Regions from separate parts of the Homo sapiens genome. Here region 1 is linked to region 2. Evidence: read pairs that join two places in POLR2A ChIA-PET (ENCODE). Cell type or tissue: GM12878. All regions are shown on one strand. Region 1 has its middle 61 kb from the start of TNFSF18. Region 2 has its middle 5.6 kb from the start of TNFSF4.

Region 1 (2,500 bases), 100 kb after region 2:
CTCCTTCTCTTACTGCCAAAAGTAAATATTCACCACCCCTGTTAATCAGTTCTCAGGTCAGGACACATTCCCCCACCTCACCTTACCTCCATAATCTTTCCTTTGACTTCATACAGCCCTCGGGAGGCTCCCCTCTCTCATCTTGGAAACACTTGGGTTCTTTAACTTTCATTTGGCATCTGAAAAAAAAATTTTTAAATAAATGTATATTAATGATATCCTTCTTGTCTTACTTACATTATTTTGCTTTCACTGTATATATCTTCAGATAAAGGGGCGGGTGCAGTGGCTCATGCCTGTAATTCCAGCACTTTGGGAGGCCAGGGCGGGTGGATCACGAGGTCAGGAGTTCAAGACCAGCCTGGCCAAGATGGTGAAACCCTGTCTCTACTAAAACTACAAAAATTAGCTGGGTGCAGTAGCAGGAGCCTGTAATTCCAGCTACTTGGGAGGCTGAGGCAGGGGAATCTCTTGAATCTGGGTGGCAGAGGTTGTAGTGAGCTGAGATTGTGTGACTGCACTCCAGCCTTGGTGACAGAGTGAGACTCTTGTCTCAAAAAAATATATATATATTTAGATAATATTTTTTGATGTCTATACTCTGTGTTGCTATAGTCTATTCTTTACTTTTATAGTTAAGATTTCATTAGAGGTGCTCAGTGAATATTTATTGAATTAGTAATTAATGAATGAGTGAATGACAGTTACATCAAAGCACAGAAGAGGCAGAAATTTACTTAACCAGTGAAAGAGAAACAGTAGAATATAGTTTATGCAAATAGATAGACAGACACACACATACATGCACATGCACACAGAGGTGGAGAGAGAGAGAGAAATAGAGAAGCAGGACATTGTTCTGATGTCATGCACCTGAATATTCAAGAGTTTCACACACACAAAAATAACTATTTCCTTCTCTCCCCTCTCTCCTGTTACTCACTTCCTCAAACCAAAGCAGTGTTAGGAAATCCAGATATGCTTCAGACACAATCTTCATTTGTTTCAACACCACTGTTTATGATTGTAGAAGGCTTTTGGGACCAAGCAGTAAATGTCCTCCTTCAGCATTTTACTTGAAAGGAACCACTGCAAGAACATGGGCCAGACTACAGGATGACCTCCTTACATGGATATTCTAGGAAAGATTCCACATTATCAGGGAAACCGGAAGAGATGACAATGGAAAATCCTTTTCTACTCTATGATGGCATGAGTAAATGAAAGACACTGGCAGTCTAAAAATAATAATTAAGTCTGTAGTTTTACCTAGATATTAAGTTGGCAATGAAAGCTTAGGCCTAGGACATGAGGTTGTAACTCAAACTCTCCTAGGTTCCAGCTAGTACATACAGCTAAAGTGTTGAGTCAATCTATACTTATCCTTTCAACTCTTGGATTGAATAATTCTTAAACATATAAACGTGAATTCTGTTTCCTTGCTTTTCATATACTGTTCAATGATTCCCCACACCACCCATACTTTTCTTGTAGAACATGGCTCATTTTTGGAGATTCAAATAAAATGTATCCTCTCTATGAAGCTGACTTGATCCTTCATAAAAGTTAGGACTTTGTCTGTTCTACTTCCACAATAATTTTTTCTCAAAGTACTAAACACATTGTATTTCCATTAGGTGTATTTATCTGCTTTATAGAATTATAATCTCCTCAACTTAAAGGATTGAGTTTTATTTTATGTCAGACCTATAGTAGGTACTCAATATGTTTCTGAATGAATAAAAAATACAGACAAAGTAGTAAAATATGAGACAGAACAAAAGTTTTAAACACCAAGTACCAAAATAAGTATCTTCTGTTTGCCAGATATTAATTAGGTGCTGAGAAAAAGCAAATGAAACACGGAATAGGCATCTAGGAGCTCACAGTCCAGTGAGGGAAACAGAAGTGTGTGAACACATGCAATATGGCTAGAGGGAGGAAGCCAGACATGGGTAAGGGGCCTTGAGAGCCCATAGGACTGGCCTCTGTCTCAGAGGAATAAAAGACAAGTTCAAGTTGATTCATTAAGGACAGGTAGAAGTCACTCAGGTGGAGAAAGGAAATAGGTGGGGGGTAATCAAGGTGGTGGAAACAGAAGCGTTGAAGTCCTCATGGAAGGCCTATCTTAATAAAACTTGATCATAAAGCTTTGCGTGGAAATTCCCAGTGGTGAGAACAAACAGAAATTTGCTTCTACCAGGTGGAGTTGTGGCCCCGGTGTGTCTGCTGGGTGTACAAGAGAGGAAAAGGGGAATGACGGAAGTGCACAAGAGAATAGCTGGAGAGAGCATAAACCCATGCTCAACTAGAAGGGAGAGTAGTTTATTTCCATCTGACTAGGAAAAAGAGAAGAGAATGCCTCTCAGTCACAAATTGACTCACATTGCACTTAGATCTACAAAGAAAATTAGCTGCTTTCTTTATTTTCTGTGGTATGTCTAATCTTTCTTAAAATTCCTCCACACCTCCTTGGATGGGAAGGGCAGAGACTGTTAGC
Region 2 (2,500 bases):
GAGGTGTTTCAGACAGGACAATAAACATATGCAAAAACTCAGAGAGTGAATATTGTATTGCCTCATTCCTAATCAATTATGAGCATGGATGTATCCACATCAGGGTTTCTCCACCTCAGCACTCTTGACATTTTAGGCTGATAGTCCTTTGTTGTTGATGGCGGTGAGGTATTGTCTGAGTGGAATGTTTATTAACATCTCCAGCCTCTATCCACTAGATACTAGTGGCACCCTACCCCCAATCCAGATAAACAAAAATGTCTCTAAATATTTTCAAATGACCCCTAGGGGGCAAATCTACCCTTAGTTGAGAAACATAGGTTTATGCTAATTCTAATTTATACTCAGTTGGATTTATTCTGAAAAGAAGAGGGGATTAATGTCTCATATATTCAGTATAGATTTCCTTTTGGAATGATTTCTATTTAAAGAAAATTATCTTTTGAAGATGAATTAAGTTTATCTTGATTGTGTTGGTGGTTTTGTGAGTGTATACAATTGTGAAAGCTCATCTAATTGTACACTTTAAATAATGCAATTTATTGTCTAAAATTATATTTTAATAAAGTTGATTTTTTTGAAAAAGAAAATTGCTTATATCCTATTGTGAGTTGAAAAATGTACTTATAGATTTTTACATGTTCTTGTCGTTGCACACATATTTTAAATACGCAATTTAAAATGTAATTTTTTGTGTGTCAAAAGTCTGTCTAGATATTTGCTTTCTATAATGGTGTGGCACATCATGGGTACAGTTCCATTCAGAGAAAAATTTCAGTAGCTGTTTTGTGCCACTAAGTTTTAGAATCTGTCATCATGCCCTAAAATAACTGCCAGTGGTCAAGATTTAAAAAAAAACAAAACTAAGCAACATGAAGAATGAAAGGGAAAATTGGCATCAGAACAAAAGGGGTTGACAAGTGAGAGACTAGTGAGTCTGAAACCCAAATGGAATATCATCACAGGAGTTCACATTTGTATTTGAACTAATGGTGTGCATCCGGTTTCAATGAAAAGTGTACATTTCAGGTTTGCTAATCTTTCACCTCTAAGATCAAAGTCCAGCTACCAGGAGACTTCTGTATTTAATAGTGCTGTTTTCAGTATTGTTTAGACTCTCATTATTTCTGGTCCTGTGAACAGTGTGTTTCAGCTCTATTGCAGGCAAATTCAATTTGGCCCTCTGAGAGTACAATATAGGACTCCTAACCTCAGGAACTTGCAGCATCATGGGGGAGACTGAAATAGATTTATTTATTTATGTATATTTTTGAAATTTTATTTTTATTTTATTTTTTATTTAAAAAAGTTTTAAATTAATTAAAAAATTGTGAATACATAGTAGGTATATGTATTTATGGGGTATGTAAGATATTTTGATACAGGCATGTAATGTGAAATAAGTCCATCATGGAGAATGGGATATCCATCCCCTCAAGCATTTATCCTTTGAGTTACAAGCAATCCAATTACATTCTTTAACTTATTTAAAAATATACAATTAAGTTATTATTGACTATAGTCACCCTATTGTGCTACCAAATAGTAGGTCTTTTGATTCTTTCTTTTTTTTTTTTTTGTACCCACTAACCATCCCCACCTCCTCCCTCCTCCCCGTGAAATAGATTTAAAGAATTACAAGATGAAACAGAGCATAATAAATGCTCTCAACACAGAGGTGAAAACAGCTGCATTCTTCTGGGAAATCCGGGTGAGGCTTCCTATCATAGAAAGTAATGGTGAAAGAGACCTTCAGTGGTTGTTTAGGGAGATTCACAAGTCTGGCTCTTATGGACTATTTTAGAAATATGGCTTCAAAAGGCATCACTCCAAACCTACTGCTATGGTTTCGATGTTTGTCCCCTCCAAGCCTTATGTTGAAATTTGAGCTCCAGTGTTGGAAGTGGGGCCTAATGGGAAGTGTTTGGGTCATGAAAGCAGGTCTCTCATGAATAGATTAATGCCCTCCTTTTGGGGTGAGTGAGTTCTCACTGTATTTGTTCCTGCAAGAGCTGGTTGTTAAAGAGAGCCTGGCACCTCTCTCTTGTATCTTGCTTTCTCTCTTACCATGTGATATCTCCACACTCTAGCTCTCTTTTACCTTCCACTATGAGTAGAAGCACCATGAGGCCCTCACAAGATGCAAATGTTCAACCTTGAATGTTGCAGCCGTCAGAATTGTGAGCCAAATAAACCTTTTTTTCCTTACAAGTTACCCAGCCTTGTGTATTCCTTTACAGCAACACAAAATAGACTAAGACACCCAAGGAATCAGAATTTCTAGAGTGAAGGTATTAGGAGTCAGAATCATTAAAAAGTTCTCCTAGTGATTCAGATGATAAACTAGGCTTTGGGAGCCACTGATCCTATCAACAATCTACTCAATGCTAGAATTCTCTGAACAGAATTTCTTCAAGGTTTTGTTTAGTACTTCTAGAACACAGCAAGCTCACTACCTCACAGGACAGCCCTTCATGGGGAATGTGTAACGTGTAGGGTT

The links. Peaks named below come from ENCODE experiments on the same cell type or tissue, not always from the same donor. Only the 100,000 strongest peaks of a DNase experiment are listed, where the experiment ranks them.
Region 1: POLR2A ChIA-PET joins it to region 2 with 6 read pairs; 2 of 35 experiments call an interaction of 5 or more read pairs at or near these places.

Annotation. Positions count from the first base shown.
Region 1 is chr1:173,110,736-173,113,235 of GRCh38, reverse strand. No RefSeq gene overlaps it. Among named protein-coding and RNA genes, the nearest start is that of TNFSF18, 61 kb to the right of the region's middle. In GM12878, no CTCF peak of the experiment used is centred here; a DNase peak (open chromatin) is centred at 945; H3K27ac peaks cover 358 bases.
Region 2 is chr1:173,211,658-173,214,157 of GRCh38, reverse strand. It overlaps a transcript of TNFSF4 not described here. Among named protein-coding and RNA genes, the nearest start is that of TNFSF4, 5.6 kb to the right of the region's middle. In GM12878, no CTCF peak of the experiment used is centred here; a DNase peak (open chromatin) is centred at 967.